Regions from separate parts of the Homo sapiens genome. Here region 1 is linked to region 2. Evidence: chromatin loops called from intact Hi-C (ENCODE). Cell type or tissue: OCI-LY7. All regions are shown on one strand. Each heading gives the region's core, and the rest is flanking DNA. Links, peaks and the distances in the headings are about the cores only.

Region 1 (10,840 bases), core at 1,333-9,332, 500 kb before region 2:
CTATAAGCAATGTTCTCAAATCTGGCCACACATCCGAATCACCTATGAAGCTTGTTAAAACCACAGATTCCTAAGCCCCACTGTAGAGATCATAATAAATTTGATCCCTAAGAATCACCCATTAGAGAGCTAGATTCTTCTTGAAACTTATCTATGACCTCCAGGACTACAGAGACAAAAAGGGAACATGAGGAATCAAACTCAGCACCCTCACCTTTGCTGTTTGTCACCTGCTTCCTTTTGGTATGAGAAAAGGTGATGGAAACTGGTGGCATATAAATAATTTAGGTGTAGTTGTGTTTGTTTACTATTCCTATTTTGTTTTTAGTTTTGATTTTTAAAATTGGTTTGCCTCTTAAAGTTCTAGAAAGTCTGATGACAGGCATAGACCCTCAGAAAATGTCATACTTATATATGAATTAATACATAAATGCAGAAGCTTCTCAGAGACTAATCAATAGTCCCCACTAGTAGGAGCTTTTTAACCATCTTACAAAGTGACAATTTAAAATTACCTGTGGGGGCCTTAATCATCTATAGCAAACACCAATACAATGACAAGTTATTCATAGCATAATTTAAGAATAAATGTATGCATGCATATATGAACCAAAGGAAGCTTACCTATGAATGTATCTGCCAGAATGATGGATTGTGATGATAAGGCTGCTCGGAAACCCTTACTTTCAGAAGGAATAATTGTTGACTGGCATACAAATGCCCCTACCAAATTTGTGTAATCATCTGACCCTGCCACTATTTCTTTTACTGTAAAGTCTGTTATATTGTTGGTACAGAGAGCCATCTTCTTCCCCTAGGAAAATAAAGTCATAAAAGAAAGGTTTTATTGGATGTCAATCTCTAAACTTAATCTTGACTAGCTAGTGACCCTAGAAGAGCAGTGGCTCTCTCCTCACTGCAAGGATTCTGATTTAGTTGATCTGGTATGAGGCCTAGCCACCCATCAGTACTTTTTAAAAGCTCTCAAGGAAAGTCCAATATTCAACCAAACTTCAGAGTCTACAGTTATAACAAATACAGTAATTCAAGACTATACTGCTCTTCCCAGTACAAGCATCATTTGTGATAAATGAAAGTCATCAAACTTGAGAAAATAAAAGTAATCTATGAAATGTTCAATTCATAGAGTAACAATGCATGCAAAAAGACCAGAAAACTGCTGATGAAAGCTTCAGTGTCAAAGAAAAAGTGTTGGTCTTCCTTTTCCTTTATGACCCTATGTGTAGCAGAAAGGTAATGTGAAGGCTAAAGAAGAAAGCACAAAAGTCATACTGCAGCAAAATTCTAGAATAACACCTGAATTCTAAATAATTGGTCACTACAAGTGTCTTTATTAACCTACTCTTAGTTTCAATGATGTGTATCTGTTCAACTGTATAACAAGTTAAAGGTAATAGAGAGATTAGCTTTTTTAATAATTTTGAAAATAATTGGAAGATATAACTTATAAAAAATGGAAAAATTGTTTAAATATAATATGTTTAAATTTACTGTAGTCCTACTGCAAAAGACTATAGCTTGCTCCATAATTTCTACAAAGTAAATGTAAAAATAATACAGGAAAACTATTTCATTGGTGTTAGATATAGAGTGTACACAGATGTGTAAAAAGAAAAGTATAAAAGTTTATCTTTCTTAATGCAGCTAGCAGACCTAACCTATAAATTTTTCTCCTGCTACCAGGCCTTCTGACAATAGGCCTTCTCACCAGTATATTTTTTTTACTAGGCTTAAATTAAAATGTTGAAGCCAATAAAAAATAATGGAAAAGATCAGAGAAAAGGTACTGGGGAAAGAAAAAGGAAAATAGTGGAAGCTAAAAGGAAAGAAACAAGAATAAAAAGGAAGGAAAGAGATAGAAGCTAGAGGTGAAGAGAAGAGAAGGTGGAAAAAGAGGTAGTGCTAATGTACAATAAGATTGTGATAGAAGTATGGTAGACAATGGAATTAATCTTATTCACTGCTTCCCACAGTATCTGGCACATAACAGGTATTTAATTTATATTTATTGAGTGAACTGAGTAACCAATCTAGTGAGTGTCTTGGATCACCCCAGGTAAAATCAAAACAGGACAGCTGTCATACTATGTAAAATTTTATGGATCTTTTTGTTTGAAAACTTCTGTGGTCATCAGATCTCTTTTTGTTTCCTTTGTTCAAAGCTTTGCACAGTATCTCATAATGAAGACAATTGAAAATATAGGAGTTAATATGGGAAGTGACATGGAGGAAATGCCTTATCCTGTTCCTACTCTGTAGGTATATACCTATACATACTTCCCAACCCTAACCTCATATGTCCATTAAAATATTGGGCATCATGGTCCTGTAACCTCTCCCCATTGCCAGTATCAATTAAGATTCCTCTTCTTCTCACAGCAAATAAAATCCCATTTGTATGATTTAAGCCTACCTTATCAACTGATATTTGGCCCTGCATGTCTCCTTTTTATTTTGGACAAGCTTCCTCTTGAAAGTCTTTTTCTTCTTAAAACACAAAATTGACAACATAAACAACAGTAAAACTTTCTCAAATAACTTCCTGCCTAAAGAGGTAAGATTGACAACCCTGACCCATTTTTATGAAAACAAAACATCCTCAAAGCACTTACACCATAGCTCCAAGCTTCAGGTTTCAACTGACTGCATAAGTGATTTGATACACTGAGAACCAGACAAGGTTGCCCCTGGTGGAGAAATCTGCCAATATTCTAGGCAGCAATAGAGGATCTAAGCAATCAAACCTCAGTTTCTGACACTTGGTTGATATCCATAGAGAATTTATTGGTCCATTAACACAGAAAATATCAACTTGATCGGAGCTGAAATATAGGTCCATCTCACCTTGACAGCCAGAACTCACCTCATGCCCACATAAACTGATATTGAAGAAATGGAAGTATTTTGTTCCTTTGGAGGTGAAGCTGGGGCCATTCATTAATGAGCCCACACTGCTGAGGTTGCTAAAGTCATAGTGCAAACTCTGATTTTCTTTTTCATGGTAGAAAAAGCAGTCACTATAGCAAACCGAATGGTCCTTTGATTAAAGATAAAGAAACAATATAGCAGGAAAGAAAATATTAGCTGCTACTAAAATGTGTTTGAAAAAAGTTCTAGGTATAAAAACTATTCCAGTAATTTAGTCTTAGCTATAATATACTTTACCATACTAATATAAAGAATTTCTAAACTCTAACTAGATTTTTCTAAACAAAGTTCAGAAAATTCAGAATCTTTTAAAGACAGAGTAAAGTTATCCTCAAGTTTGTTCCTTGTAGAAAGGTATTTTAAGAAATAGCCAAAATTCTGTTACGTAAATTTAAACAGACAGTAAAAGTGCTTTGTCCTTCACTCATAATATGGCATCAATCTTTGCCATTCAAAATTATAAGAAACACTAGCTGTTCCCAGATGACTGCTATAGCCAGCCTATAGATAGGTAGTTTATTTGCTGTACCTAAACAATACACAAGAAATCAGTTTTAATATTTTGGAAAAGCATTCTTATTTGGGAGCTTTTAATATTTTATGTCACCAGTAACTAGTACTTTCATAGCATACAGTAAGTGTTTAATAAACGCAAGAAGGGAGAAAACAGAAATGGTAAGTAGAAAGTCTTATTTCAGAATAAATAGCAACCTCATAGCTCCCAGAGAAACATTAAGGAGAACGCTTGAATTTCTCTATTAAAATGTGCTTTCATGGGGATACCTGAAATGCAGACCCACTTACCTGATTGTTTTTACTCCCAGGCCCGCATGGAATACAAGCCTCTTTGCCATAGACCTGATGTATGGACAGGTAGGTGTCAGGTGGACATTCCTTGCACTGGTTGGTTTCTTTCTCAATGTAGTGGCCTGGAGGGCAGGGGACACACGATGAACCCGACTGTTCAGAACCGAGGGCACAGGCACGGCATGAGGACGCCACCCCATCAACTGCATTAGTGGCTGTGATAGAATAAATCTTCACCATGTCATTGATGAACCGTCTATTCTAAAAAAAAGAGCATAAAGTAATGACTTCTGCCTTGGGGCTTAGTTGTACAACCAGATTATGTCTTCTGTTGACATCATCAAAATAACTAAATAGAGTGTTCCAGCCTAATAGTTTGTAATTGACAATAGATTAATATCACTGCTATTTGGTTCTTCTTTTAAAAAATCTTAAATCTTGATACTAGAAACTAATTTCTGCAATAATATAGTTCCAGGAGTTTTGCCACAATTACTGTGAGATCTGTCACAATTAGTATAAATTAGGATGCAATTATAGACCTCATATCTAGAAGAACTAGTATAGTTTAAGAGAGGAACAGTTTTTATCTCCCATCATCATTTATTCACATCTTAGCCTAAATCAAATGATACAATAGGAGGTTGAAAGTGCGGCAGGGTAGAAATGCCTTGGAATGGGGATGAGAAAATCTTGGAAGACTAGGACCTCTAGTCATACACAAACATTAACTGTGCTAAATCAATGCAATCACACCATTTCATTGAGTCTTCCTTTCCTTCTCCAGTCCTTTCCCTAATCAACATACAGAAAAGATGTGGACTAGAGAGCAAAAACCTGGGTCTTATTATGTTTTTCCTCCTTGTAACACTGAGTCACTTTAAGGTCTGGTTTTAATTAAGCAGTTGGCGTCACTCTATCGGTACAGAGCAGTGTTACTCCAGACTACTTAATGCTTTTTGTCTGGGACAAAGATAAATGGAAGGCAAGGAAAGATTCCACAGCATGTTCACGCCCCACAGGATGGTTATCTTAACCTTCATAAGGAATAACTGGAGTCAAGTACAATCTGGGGAATTTATTCCCCACTGAAAGCCTGAAGAGAAGAAGAGAAAATGCCATACATTGCCACCATAGCATTACGGCCACTTTTGAACAAGTGGTTTATCTTGTTCTCACCTTGGGAAGGTTACATCTATAGAGATCCACAAAATAAGTCCTGCTACTATTGAAACATATGGTACAATGGATATACTTAGGGGAGGAATAGGTCTATTCTGGCAGGGAAAATAAAAGAAAGGAAATGATTTTGTGTGTTAACTCAATGGTGGGTACATACACATTCTCCAGGCTGTAAAAGGAAATATTACTGTAACAAAAAAATAAAATGACACTAGTTAATGGCTCTTAAACATTAGATGACTCAGATGAAGATGAAGAAAGTTGCCCATCTTCACAAAGCCTCAGAAAGCTTTAAAAACAAGTTATTTTTAGAGAACTGCAAAATTAGATTTTCCTTCTCATAAGTTTCCAAAAACTGTATTTGTTCAGAGTGAAGAACAATTCAAAGACATGTTGTTATTTTATTCCATACATTCTTACTCTCAAAAAATAAAAAATTATCATTTTATACCACTGAATCTATAACCAGATTATTCATTCCATATTTTTTAAAAAGCAGTCCTTTCTTCCAAATTTGAGTTATCACTTTGTATGCATCTCCACAAGGGGGCATCATTAGTGTGTTTAAAATTTTAAAAAAAAGTGCTTGGAACTTACATCTTGACCCTGATTAGTTCTCTGGAATGCCCATGTAAATGTAAAAGTTGCATTCTTGAAGATGATATGGGTGTAAGCTTGTTTTTCTTTGGTTCCACCCCACGATTCTACCACATTTGTACTTTTTCTATTAATATCCTGAAATATAGTGGAAAAACTATATTCAAATAAAGCACAAACTCAACATTAATATACCTGTGTATATATTACAAATGTATTCATATTTAAAGTAAACCCATTACAGTTTATGACTATTTACAAACAGAGCATGTAATCCCAGAACTCTTAAAACTTGCCTTCAAGTCTGCACAGGCACCTCACTCAGTAATCACAATATATCAACCACATTGTTCATATAACTTGAAAGAGGTCTCAAATCATAATATGTTTAAGGGTTGGGGTTTTTTTTGTTTTTATTTTCTATTTTTGTTTCATGTGTGTGATCTGGCTTGGGATATATACTTAGAAGAGGAAACATAACTCCTCAAACTTCTTACAATAAACTTCTAAAGTTATCATTGAATGGAAAGCCTTCAAATTTTTTATCTTTTTCCTTCAGAGATTCTGATAGGGAGCTCTTACATAGGAATTCCAAGTTCCCCTGAATTATACTTGCAAGTTCCAGGGTGACTTTATCCAAGTGCATGTTAAGCAGAATGTTATTTAATGTTCATGAAATCCTCTCTTGCTTATACTTGACTTCCAAAAGGTTTAATTTATATTTTATTTATTATTTATTTAACTAAATTCAAGATAATATTAAAATCACACAAATTTGTGATATTCCAACTGATATGCTGTCATTAACATGACTGGAAAGCAAATATTAATAAGTTGACCAGATAATGTAACATACATCTAATTTATATAAAAAGAAAACCAAGCCTAAACTCTGAATTTTCTAATTTTCCTGGCAGAAATCCTGATAGATCACTTAGGAATTTGGATGGGCTTCCATTAGTTATCTGGGATGCCGGCAATAAGGTTTCATGAGCTCAAGACAAGTCTCTTTGTTTTTCATCCTTTGATAATACAGGAATCAAACATGTGATAAAGTAACCAAATATGCTCTAAAGAGACACATCCTGAGTTCACACCACAGATAGGAATAACAGAAAATGCTCATCATACATTATAGAAATCCTCATGTAACCAAACAATGAAATCATCATTCCCAAAAAGCAGTTCATAATATATTGATGGTGCTTCATTAAACATCATTATGGGTTATAATAATTGAAATTTAATGCATTAGTGCACATAATATCACCTTACATTTGTGAAGCACTACATGATATTCAAAGCATTTTATATATTATTTGGTTTGAGATCTCCAAAAGTCCTGTGAGAAGATCATCACACAAAGAGGAAAGAAAATGGCAGACTTTGCCAAAAGCTGAAAGCTCTAGGATTGATTCCTCAATACAAATATCATAAGATCCCTACTCTCAGGGATGCCTGGTCAAGTGGGAGAGACAAAAACATAAATAAGTTCACATAATTAAAGCAGGGATTTTTCAAAGGGTTTTAGAAGCACACTGGAGAGAGTGGCTAACTTGACTGAAAGGAGTAAGAGAGAGCTTCTGAGAAAAGGTGAAGTTTGAGCTGCTACTGAAGTATGATTGGAGTTCATCAGACAAAACAGCAAAAGGAAAAATGTCATTCTAGCTTAGAGTGTCAACACATAGGGAATGAAAAAGTACAGAGTGTTCCACTAATACCAACAAATTCAGGTGACTAAAGAAAGGTGAGTCATAAAAGCAGGTTTGGAAACAGAGGCTGGGGAAAGAAAGAGCCATAAAGACGCCATGTTACAGAATTTGAAGTGTATTCAGAGGCTGTTGGTTCTTAAACTCTAAAGTATTTCAGAACCACCCACAATGCTTGCTAAAATACAGATTGCTGTGACCACAGAGTTTCTTATTCAGTAAGACTAAGCTGAGACCCAGAAATGTGCATTTCTAACAATTTCCAAGGGGACCCAGGTGGTGCTGGTCCAGGGTCCACACTTTAAGAATCACTGCTATAGGCCATAAAAAGCACCAAGGGAAGGGATAGCTTTGTTGTTCAAGCCTCTACTGTTGAATTTTGGGGTGTCTTCTTTGTTTTGTTTTTGAGACAGGGCCTGTTGCCCAGACTGCAGTGTAGTGGCATGATCATGTAGCTAGGATTAAAGCTCCCAAGTAGCTCAAAGTAGCTAGGATTAAAGGCATGCGCCATTGTGGCCAGCTAATTTTTTTTTTTTTTTTTTTTTTTTTTTTTGGGTAGAGATGGGGTTTTGCCATGTTGCCCAGGCTGCTCTCAAACACCTGGGCTCAAACAATCCACCCACCTCAGCTTCCCAAAGTGCTGGGATTACAGAACTGAGCCATCACGCCAGCCTCTACTGTTCCTTTTATGTTTAAGGATAATTTTAGTTGGGCGCGGTGACTCACACCTGTAATCCCAGCACTTTGGGAGGCCAAAATGGGCAGATGACCTGAGGTCAGGAGTTCAAGAACAGCCTGGCCAACATGGTGAAACTTCATCTCTACTAAAAATACAAAAATTAGCTAGACGTATGGGGCATGCCTGTAAATCCAGCTACTCAGAAGACAGGCAGGAGAATCACTTGAACTCAGGAGGCAGAGGTTGCAGTGAGCCGAGATCGCACCACTGCACTCCAGCCTGGGCAACAGAGTGAGACTTTGTCTCCAAAAAGAAAAAATAATAATTTTGACAGCAGTATAGATGAAAGAGTAGAGATGAGAAGAACGTATAGGAGACTACTGAATAATCCTGTTAAGAGATAATATTAGTCTGCATTTCAGCAATGGCACTGAGTATGAGAAGAACAGACTAAAGAAATAAGGAGGCAGACTTGGGAGAATTGAAGACTTACGGGTTATTTGTGATATAGATGGCTGTGTTGAAGATTATTCATGATCTTTTACTGCCACAAAGTGGATACTTTTTTTCAGAAACAAAGTCTGCCTTCATTTAAGCTATCAGTAATCACAAATAAATGTTTAAGTCTCCTCACATTTTACATATCACGGAGAAAACTGTTAATAAACTGTTAACTGGCTACTAAAAGGTCATTGGGAAAAAAAAACACAAAAACAAAGCAGGTCTGTGAAGTAACTATTTAATTGTAATGTTAAACTCTTAGCCAACAAACTTCTAAATCTCACATAAGGTCTTAGCAAATTTCATGGTGATACTTTCCTCAAGCTAAGAGTAGAGATTTGTATGACATCTAGAAAAGAAATGGGCAAAATTATGACATGAGCATAGTACTCTTTTTCTAAATGCTCTCTTCTCAATGTTCTACATCTCCATTATTTTCTGCTCTTACTTATTAGTACAATGTTTTTTCTTTCCGGATAGTTCAAATAGCTGAATGGTTATCAGGTGAGAATTTTCATTCTGCTGGTGACGTTTTTATGAAGGAATTTTTTTTTTTACCAGATTAATATTCCCTGGCCTCTATCAGTCACCCAAGCTCCCTCACTTAGTCTTTCCCATGAGGAATAAACACTTTATTTGTGGACTTCATTGCACAATTCTTAATTATTTCTTCAGACATTTGTTAATGTTTGTGAAAGGTGCTAAGAATAGCAAAAAAAAAAAAAAAAAAAAAAAAGGAATTCTTATCCCAACTTGCCACAAATAAATTTACACTTGAAGGAGAATGCTAAGCTTAGAAATCTGCCTTTGAAAGCCGCCCGTCCACTTACCACCATGAAGTACAAAACACAGTCAGCTGAACAGAGGGTCTCAAAGACAAATGTTATTCTTCCTAGTTCAGAACCCGTGGCTCCAGTCATAGATGTTGGTGGTCTATTTGACAGATTAAAATGGCAATATTTATACTATGTTCTAAATACAATTTAGAATAAAATTAAGCCACTATTTTTATTAAACTAAAAGCCATGCTCTTCTCTTCCTCTAATCTACCACTTCCCTCACCCACAACTCCTTCCTCACTTAATCATACCTGTCCACACCCTTTGTAGACATTGAGTCCACATAACGATGGTAATATGCTTGAACCTCTTGCTGTAAATGATACCATCCATCCTAAAGGAAAAGATTCCTACTGGGTAATTTCAACACGGGGAACTAAAATGAAATGGGATTAAGAAATTTCTAACATACTATTTTACCAAGAGAACTGAGAAAAAATAGATAAATAAACCAAAAGATACTCCTGCAAACAACTTGGACTGACCTCTTCATTAAGCATCCAAGAATCAAAGTTATGGTAGCATTTGGACACACTATTGTTTAAATTTTTCAGCTTTATCTAAGTAATATATAACTAACATTTATAGTTTCTCAATCACTACTTCTACAGATATTCTTCAATATAATACATTACCCTGTGACAGCTTGTTATTTACTAAGTATTTTTGTAATATTAATATGTTCCATAAAGTAGCCCTACTTCTTTATTTCTGTGGGGAAACAGGTGTAAGGATTCTTACAGAAAAGAATTAGAATTGTTTTCCTTACTTAAATCCTGGGATATGCAAGTTTAAGATCAGGTAATCATTGTCAGAACCTCCAGCCCCACTCTGGATATGATCTCCAGCCACCTCCCAACCTAGAAGTAATAAAAGTCATTTTTATTAATAAAAATTCCATTAATGATCTCCAACAATCTGTTTAAATAAGGTAAAAATAAAAAGAAGCATTAGTGTTTCTGTTCAAAGTTAGAAATGCTACAAATGAATTCCCTATTTTTAATCACAGTCGCAAATTTCATCCCGAGGTAGATGTTCCAAGAGGAACCAAGCAATGCATTATTTTGAATAAAAGATACTTAATGGGATAACAACAGTTTTCTCAATGAAGCATGATTTGTATTTTAACTAAAACAGATGGTCTCTATCTACTCTAATATATTGAGATGAACAATCCTAGTCTTCAGGCAACCAATGTGCAATAGAAACTTCAAATTACTTAACAGAAAAGATTTGGGACCTGAGGTTCATTCTTACAGTTTGCTGTACTGTTGTTCCCTAATTTAACCCCTGTTCTGCATTCATTCACTTATTTATTCAACTAGCATTTACTGAGTGCCAAGAACTATGACATGCACTGGGATAGGAAGGTAAGACAAAGTCCCCCTCACTGAGGAGTCTGTAGAACATGAGAGACAGACACAAACAACTGTCAACAGTATAGAGCTGTGCACAGAGAACCATTATGAGGTCCGTCTTCTGCAAAGTAACAATCAATATAAACTGAAATGGCCACAGTAAAATGAGGAAGAGAGAGGCCTCTCCAACATAACATCAAGCAAGGTTATTAATTAATG
Region 2 (9,408 bases), core at 402-8,401:
TTTCCTGTAACTAATTGTACTCTGTTAGGTTAAAATTCATGTTTCAGATTCACAAAAGTTGAGTCCCTGAAGTTTACATAGATATACACCAGAAGTCCTTTCCCAAGCTAGATCCTGCCAGCCGCCCCTGTATATAATTTATTTTGTACAGTTTCTAATTTGACTTCATGCTATACTTTATTGGCTTCTGAATCCTCCAAAAGAACTATAATTGAGTTACTCTCAAATATGAGGGTGTTTTTGGCAAAAGGAAAAATTCAAAGTATTACTAATTTGGATGGTTTAACTTATGTGCTGTGAACATGGTGTTACAAAACTTGAGCATTCTGTGAAGCTATTGAATCTTTAAATTATAACCAAGTTCATAATTAGCTTCACCTTTCTATTCTTCCTTAACCCTCCTTGAAGTTAAAAACAGGTCATCATTAATGGTGCATACATGTTTTATGTCAAACAACAAATGGACACAAAGGTGTAGCTGCATGTTATTTAGTATCATATGAAGTGTGCATAACTGAGGAGATGGCATAAATTGAGACTTTCAAAGATATCTGTTCAAATTTGCAAGTGTTCAAAACTACTGTTCCAGTCTGCAAAATTGTAATCTAAGTTGTGTTCAACTTTGTGTTAAAACATACTCATTTATAAAATCAGGCTGCAGTGGAAATGAGTGGCAAATGGTGCCATTAGGAGTTTCTTGAATTGCTCAACTATAAACCACTGAAATAGTCTGTGTTTCTTTATCTTCAGAGTAGGTTGGATCTGGTCCTCATTCAGAGAACAAATGAAATACTTTCCTCTGGAACATACCCAATAGCAAGTCTCACTTTTGGTTCAGTCTACACACTGCAAAGAAAGGTTTGAGCAATTCCTTAAAGGAATGTTTGTCTTAAGTCACCCAGATAGGTTATTTATGTTGCCTGCACTGATAACCAAAGACTGTGCAATTCTCTATATCTTTTACGTCTTGGAGACCTATTCTTGTTGTTTGCATAAGATGTAAAAAATATAATTCTGTGTCCTAGTCACATCAAAAAGCTACTTATTTTCAGTGACAGAATTGTTGAAAAAAGGCCACCCTTATAGTCATATCATTGTTTGGAGCAGCAGAGCTTTTATTATCTTTTTGGGACAATAATTCAGCCTTAGGAAAGCACTAGGTTCTTAGCAGGAATCATATGGTTCATTACCTGTAAGGTCCATACAATTTTTCAACATACATTGATTCAAATTTTCTTTCCTGGGTCAAAGACACAACTGTCCTAATATTTTCTATTGCCTCTGTTGCAATCTGTAACACAGAATAGACCTTCATTAGAAGTGGTGTTTTCACTTCTGAAATAATGAAAAATAAGCCCTAGGGCTCTGTCAAAAGTATCCTGAAGGTTACGTTGATAGGCTTTAATTTCCTTTAAATTAAAAACCAAAGGCATAATCTGTTCAAGACTAGCTTTATGACAAAACTGGTACTTCTGGCTGTGCTAAGTATGGTAGGCAAGTCTTTGTATGCTCAGGAAGGCTGATCAGCTAAGGGCAAGAACTGTGGCCTGGGAACCAAGGGCCTGGTTCTATTCCCAGCCTGCCACCAGGCAGTTACATGACTGGCCTTAGTCACAACCCCTTTGTGGCCTGGCTTTCTTCACAAGGCAGAGTCCTAAAAGAAAGGATTAGGCTGTGATTTCTAAGGGCCTATTGGAGCTGCCAATTATTTCCTCCCTGAGTATAACTTCTTATAAAAGCTGTCCACCCACAATGGGAAGGAGATCCCAATTGTCAACAACATGAGCATGCTTTAAATCCGTGATTAAATCAGAGTCAGACATCTGACTAATCTGGGTCAATCAGATTTGGTTTCCTGGCCCTGGACACAAGTTTGAACCGTGAGGCCCTGGGGCTTCAGAGGCTGATGTCACATTGGGTATGTGTAAGAAGCTGGTCTGAATATACAGCATCCGAGGAATGGAATAGATGTATAGGAAGACTCAGATATTAGAGCCTGTGGCTGTAAGAGCCAGTTACACACAAACTGCCTGTATTTCTTGCACTTTGGAGTGTCCTTATATCAAATCGCTTTTACCCAAACCAGCCAGAGCAGTTCTCTGATTCTTACAGCCAAACCACCCTTGACAAATGTTGATTGTCTGTGACTTAGCTATTTAGTCTAAATCTTAGTTCTGTAGTTGAGTCATCTAAACCAACAGCACATGGAGCATAAGATCTTAATTTTAGGTTTTTAACAGCTTTAAGACTTTTTTTTTTACCTCAGTTCTTAGCTTCTGCAATGAGCTGAAAGGAAGATATGTGATGCTTGAGACTGAATAACCATAGATTTTTCATTTGTAATAAAGATATAACAGATAGCAATTACAAGAATAGAGAAAAATTACTGAGCTTTTACTATGTCCAAGTATTACCTCATTCACCAATATGATCTCATTTAGCCTCACAACCTTGAAAGGGAAATAGTATTCCTATTTACACAGATGAGAGAACCGAGGCACAGAGAAGTTAACTGAATTGCCTTAAGTTCTAAAGTTAATAAGTAGCAAAGCAAGAATTCCAACTGAGACTATCTGATGTGGAGTCCATGTTCCTAAGCCATAATGCTATTCTGCTACCCCTGCTGTGTAATTTACACAAGGAGAAACCAGTAATGACTTGACACTCCTCTTGACATTCTAGTCATGGATCAACTCCCTTACGGGTTAGCTGTGGCACAGAGGGCCCTTAATCTCAGTGACCAGACAAGCCCTGGGTCAAGATGGTTATGAGGCAGTCTTCCCTCCCCACTCCCTGCCCAGTAACCAACACCCTCACTACCAAGCCCTTTTTGGAAAATTGGGATGGGAATACCTCAAACCCTGTTGTACTTTAATGATGATGAAACTGTACCCAGGTAAATGAGAGTGTTTCTTTTTAAATAGTGATTTGGGGTTTTTCTAGAACCTTCTTTCCGACTCTTAAGCAAGTGCTGACTGAGTAAACAATATTAAACTATGATTGAACTGCTGATATTAACATTTAAAACATTTTTAATCTTTCATATTTAAAATCTTTCATATTTCATATTTAATCTTTCATATTTCATAACCCTATTAGGTTAAAGTAGCTACTAAAAAAATTTAAACTGGCCAGTCTGAGTTATTCAATCTCTGATGCTTAGAATAACAGGGTTTTAGCTGGAAGGAACTTGGGGCAGTATCTGGTACAATTTCTCATTTTACTAAGGTAGGACATGAGGACTAGAGAAGTTGGGGATCTTCTCCAGCCTCACACACTGTGAATAGCAAGACCAAAGCTAATAACCCAAGATTTTGTTTTGTTTCAATACTGCTCAATTCTACCTGCTCTACTCTGACAAAATTCTAACAATTAATGGAGCTAAGACTATTAACTAGATTCAAGATGTTTTCTATCATGTAACTTGTCTAAGAAAAGTTTATTTTCATTCCATCCAACTGACCATTCTCCCATATGAAATGTGGAAAGAAGCAGGATTGAGGGGCAGGGGAGGAAACAGAGCTACACAGTGTTTCTTCAGCAGTTAGTTGAGACACTCAGAAGTCAAGGAAATGATGCCCTAAAGTACCCACAGCCAGCAGCCAAGAGAATCTTCAAGAACTCTAGACACCCAGGGGTTCCCAAGTCCTGGGAACCACATATTGTCCTAGCAAGCTCCAAGTCTTGGAGAGGATGCAGCGTGAAAATGAGGAGAGTGAATTCTGATGGAAACCTGGAGATACTATTATACCTAACGCTGCATGCAGCGGCAGCTGATGCTGATTACAAGAGGACAAGAAAGGATTTCACCAGACATAATTGGTTTAGTGGAAACATGGTTAGTCCGAATGTTAATCTTCCCTCTTAATATGGTGCCTCTGAAGCTAGTCACTCACCCAGTCTCTGACGCCTTCTTCCCTATAGAGATACTGTCTGTTCCACTTCTCATAACTAGTTAAGGTCAGTTGCAGTAATGCTTGTAAAAGGGCTTTGTAAAGTGCAATGCTATAAAACCTATATCACAATTTATATTTATTATCTGCTTCACTTCCTCATGTTTCAATAAAGGATAATAATTACATAAATAAGACTAAGAATGTTCATGGTTATAATCTACATGTGAACATTTCAGTGCATGTACTTGTAAATAAAATGTTTATGTGTAGATTTAGACACTTAAACACATATAAAGAGACCATATAGTAGAGGTAAGAGCTTTGAAACTAGACCTGAACTTAAATCCCAGCCAAATCTCTAACTTCTGTTTGAATCTCAGGTTCTGTATTTCTGAAATTGGGATAACAATAGTGCCTGCCTTATAGGATTATTGTGAAGATGTAATAAATTGGTGCATATAAATATGTAGCACAATAACTGGCACGTAGTAAGGCTCAAGTAAATGTTAAGCCCAATTGCCATTATAGTGAGAACCACAAAATTGAGGCATTACTGCCATCTGGTGGCTGCCATCTTAATTATAGAAATCACAGCCAAAAAGAAGAGGATCTCTTAAATGCCAGCACATGTCCGACCCTGAACAATTCACTTACAGTCTTCTGCATGAAGGTTTGTGAAACAGGGATGACATTTGTCCAAACAGTAGCATTTGGACATGAAGTAAAATGAAATGCACTTTGAATATTCAGAAGTTCTTTATCATAACTATGTTAAGTGCTTTCTATAGGCTCAACGTTTTATGTTAATCACCTTATATTTAAGTTCTAGACATTAATACAGTAAAATATTTCATACACAATTGACAATTATTAGTTGTAGTGGGCACAAACATTTAATTATTAAAGCCTGCATATCATGATAAATAATTCAAATAAAACACATGTCTAAAAACAACACTTAACACCAATTGAAATCTTATTTGACCTACCTTTCCAGCAGCTTCCAGTTCTTTTTTATCTCTTTTGGCATTTCCAGCCAACAATTTCATTTCAACAATTCCTGACACAGCAATAATTGGAACAACTGCTAATAGCAATAGGGTTAACTGCCAACCGTAGATAAATGATATGATAATACCAGTTCCAAGGTTAGCTATATTCTGTGCAATTAAAGCCAACCTGGTTCCTGTGGCCTGGGAGAGAAAAAGCACAAAGCAACTGTAGTTTTAAGCTCCAAATGCATGCGCTCCAGCCTTAGCCTCTTGGTCAGAATGATGAGTGGGTTCTATGCCTGAGCTACATTGGCTTACTTTCATTACAATAAACCCACAACACCTGTGCTTAACTCATGAGGCTCTGCAGACATTTCTTCATTGTGCCTTTACACTCTCATTCCTCTCCTGCCCACCTGAACCAACATTCTAGAACCAAGTAATCAACTTCTCTGCTTTGTGGATGGGCACTGGGGGTGCATGTATTTTTTCATAGATGCAATGTTCAAAGAGGAAACTAACTCCAATGTACCTGGGTAATTTTAAAGACCATTTAATTCAAAAGTGTAAAAGGGAAAGAGACCATCTGTTGTTACAAAGGGTACGTGTCCTAAGAGACATCCACCACAAAGCACATATAAGGATGAATTAGTGTTGTACCACTCAGAAAACAAAGGTGGCTGTAGCAACATTGCAGTCAGCTCTCTGCATCCATTCCTCCTTCTCCTGTTGTGTGGAAGCAGTGAGCTGCAAAGTAACCCACCTCAGCTAAAGGGGTGGGGGACGTAGGCCACTCAGAACACCACCATCCCCTGGAGACAGTGGTTCAGGGTGGGGCATGTGACCCAAATTAGCCCAAATTAGATTTCAGCAAAGGGTTTTTGTTTGGTGGTTGAGGTAGAGGTGTGTGCTCTCTTTCACTGGATGGGAAATAAGGAAGCCTGTAGTTCTAATTACTATTAGCAGCCATCCTGTGACTGCAGGGAATCAGCCTTGGGATAAAGCCAAAGCCAATGAGGGAACCTGGATTCTGGATTAAATCTGGAGGGGGCAGTGGGTCAATCAACCTTGAAGTTTAATCTTCTGCTTATTGTTTACAGCAGTTTTGATTTGAGCTTTCTGCTATTTCTAGCTGGAAGCATCTTAACAAGTGTGGGTATGCTACATGCTTATCTAAAACCATGTTATGTAAAAAACTACAAGTAGAGTGCAGTCTACCTACTCCTTGGACTTGGGCAGCATCTGTGGCAAGTCTTGTAGAAAGTGCACCAGTACTGTTTTTATGGTCATCAAACCAGCTCATGTCCTATGGCATAAAATACACGTTTATGTTAGTTCAAAATTAAAACAAGCAAAGAAAACCAGACAAAGCCTCCCAAAGCTCCAATGCTGAGGAAATTTAGGGGAGACCTCATATGCAGTGTAGAGTCCCTGGCCTTGCTCTGAGCACACACCCCCAGAATCTAGCAGAACCCAGCTTCCTGACTGCTCTGTGGTAGCAGGGAGGGCATCTCTGGTCTAGGGGGGCAGGGCTCACCCAGATGGCTGCCATGCTCCTTGCCAGCTCCTCCCAAGGCTGGGAGGCTGGTAGGCATTCCATTCACCCAATCATCAGGTCTTTCACTATGGACACTTCTGCCCTGATATGGTGTTGTCTCTCATAAAGGGTGGTGGAGCTGTCTTGGACATGTTGTTCTGATAGATTCTAGGCAGGAGAAAATAAGCACTGGTTTCTCACCAAGCTTTTGTTTGATTTTTTGTTAAACACTGATTGAAAGTGTGTCTGATCTCCAGTTAGCCACAGGGATAAAAAAAGAAGCATGTCTGAGACTTAATTTTAATTGTAAGCTACTCATCCATGGCATCTTTTACCTTCACATAAAATAATTTTTCCTGCATAGCAAGAGTTTAGGAGATACTGAAATAGGATTTGTAGACAGATTTAATCAGAATATACTACCTACTATGTGCCCATTTGTGAACAGAAATGTAATCAGTTCCTGTCAATTGAATGGATAATATTCTGGCCCTCTCTTAGGCATTTTCTATAAAAATAGATAATTCATGTTTGCATATTTTCCTATGTCAGGCACTAGAATGTGAACTTACGAGGAGAGCAAATAATGGATTATACAGTACCAGCCACCAGCACAGTGTCTGGTACATGATAAGTAATGTTTGAATAAACAAACAAGTGAATTAATGTGAAAATAGACCTCAAATAAGAAATAAACAAAACTCAATTATTAACATTTGAGGATACCTACAGTTAGTATGGTAGATTGTGGTACATGAGATTAAATGCTATCAACTAGGTTTTTCTTGGTTTAAAGACATCCTGGAGTCTCAATGGACTCACCAGGGCCTGCACAGGATCCAGAAAAGAGATACAGGTCTTCGAAATGATAGTGTCTACATGGAGAGAGATATTTACAGAATAAGCCAAAGCTACCCAAATAAAGCCTATTTCTATGAAAAAAAACAAAAACAAAAAAAAAACAAAAAAAACATGAGAAGTCTTTAGCTCTTGAAGGACCAGGACAATTTGCAGGACTCTGCCCCATCCTTGCGTGAATACCCTGGGGGGAAAACATGCATATCGACATAACAATAAGAACAGTAAGAAGCTTAATATGGAAGAAATGTGAAAGATCAGAAGGCATTCTCCAGCGCACACTCCTACCTGTCTTAGCATTGCTTTAAAAGCCATTGACCGCAGTCTTCTGGTGAGGATCTCGCCAGCTTTCCCAAACGTGAAACCCTGGTTGAGAAAAAAGGCTATGGTCTCTTTTGATCTTTATGTATGTAATTGCACCAGACCAATCATGTTCAACTTTTATGTAGCAAAGTTATGAGTTGTTTTACAGTTGCCACGGATCCTCAAGTCATGTTAATAACCTGAGCAGCCCCAGATGAATCAAGCATGCAACCATAGCAGGAACCTAAGTGCTCCGAAACAAGAATCAGGGACTGAATTAAGAAGCAGACACCACATGGCAGGATGCAGGATTCAATCAGATTGAGCTCTGACACCACCCCATGGCAGGATCCAGTCAGATGGTGCTTCCCGGCATCACTTCATTGCAAGATCCAATCAGATCACACTTCATTACCATACGCTTATAAAACCTGACCCAGCCTCCAGCTTGGGGAGATACTGCTTTGGGAACTAAGCTCTGTGAGCTTCTCACTTGTGACAAGTTATAAAATTCCTTTGCTAAATCCTCCTTGATGTGGTCATTGGGTTGAAACCCACCAAGTGACCAAACCTGCCCGTTGTGTGGGTAACAGTTGCTAGTATTCTGACACAGGTGCCTATATTCACATTGATTTTACATTATTTGTATGTTAACTATTTAAATAACAAAAGTCCAGGACCAAATACGAATTCAAAGCCCCCACGTCAAATTCATGTACTGCAAAATCATCAGTATGCATTACAATCAAAGGCCAAAAATCTTAAAGGTGTCCAGTTCTGGCTTCTAAACCATTCTAAATAGGTTTATTTTTCAAAACTTTGAAGGACAACATCTCAGTGACAAAGATACTGTGTTTAACTACAAAATTCAGTGTGTTCCTACTACTTCCAATAAACCAGTTAAATACAGAAGTAACAAAGTCCTACACACGAATTCATTTTGGCTCATGCAGTGTAAAGGAAGGATGACCTTAGAAACAAGATCCAAATGAGTATGCTGGTTCCTGGTCACAGCTCCACCTGCACTCAGATTGGGGAACAATCAGGGTACTCTTCCTTCCCCAGCCTCTTTGGGACAATTTCCTACTTTCTAATTACCACATCCAAACTGGAGAGGAGTCCAGATATCCAGAAGTGGGCTTACTTCTGGGACGTGTGAGTCTCCAGCCACAGTGTGAGTGTTGGGGTAGCCGTGCCGAGGGCACACGGGGGAGTGCACATCAGAACTGTTTACTAAGCCAGGGGGATAGATGATCAGTGCACCCAGTGAATCGGCCCCAGGTGTTCCTTGTCCAGGACCAGACTGCCCTCCCCCTCCATTTGCTGGCGGATTGCTACAGGTTCTATGCATCAGCCCACTGTTCCTGCGGCCCCTGAAACACATTTTCTAGCTGCACTCCCTAGCATGCCAGGGACTGGGGCTGGATCAAATCATTGAGTTGTGTCTAGTAGGGCAATGATTTCTAAATAAAAAACTTGGTTTACTTTGCCATTGGTTCAACAATAATAAAAGAGAAGCATGCTGGCATGACTAGGAAACACTATTTTGCTGACTTGATGGATTGTATTATATTCGAAAGGCCTATGTGGTGCCCACTGGGTTAAAGAGACAAAAGAAATTACAGAGAAGTCTAACTGGGTAGAAAAGTACAATTAGAGAGTTTGACTAGTTTATTTTGGCCAGGTCTACAACGTTAGAATGCAAAATATTATGTTCTTTCAAATAGTTCATCAATTAAGTAGGAAAAGATCAGAGAAGTTACTTGATATTCTATAAAGAGTAACAACAGAAAAGAGAATGCTATTGGACTGTACTTTCCCA

Evidence for each region. Hi-C counts contacts between places; a loop is a spot of excess contacts. Peaks named below come from ENCODE experiments on the same cell type or tissue, not always from the same donor. Only the 100,000 strongest peaks of a DNase experiment are listed, where the experiment ranks them.
Region 1: it touches region 2 in a loop (5-fold over the local background); 16 of 110 quality-filtered maps call a loop at or near these places.

The regions. Positions count from the first base shown.
Region 1 is chr7:86,909,188-86,920,027 of GRCh38, forward strand. It overlaps ELAPOR2 (endosome-lysosome associated apoptosis and autophagy regulator family member 2), which reads right to left. Exons shown (of 22, transcript NM_001142749.3): 11 at 10,033-10,123; 12 at 9,255-9,357; 13 at 5,536-5,673; 14 at 3,754-4,017; 15 at 2,885-3,058; 16 at 625-814. Among named protein-coding and RNA genes, the nearest start is that of GRM3-AS1, 110 kb to the left of the region's middle. In OCI-LY7, for the core only: CTCF peaks have their summits at 2,714, 5,476 (motif pointing right) and 5,687; a DNase peak (open chromatin) is centred at 5,494.
Region 2 is chr7:87,412,427-87,421,834 of GRCh38, forward strand. It overlaps ABCB4 (ATP binding cassette subfamily B member 4), which reads right to left. Exons shown (of 28, transcript NM_000443.4): 19 at 7,572-7,649; 20 at 6,111-6,194; 21 at 4,886-5,089; 22 at 1,191-1,291. Among named protein-coding and RNA genes, the nearest start is that of ABCB4, 59 kb to the right of the region's middle. In OCI-LY7, for the core only: CTCF peaks have their summits at 4,440 (motif pointing left) and 4,647; a DNase peak (open chromatin) is centred at 4,465.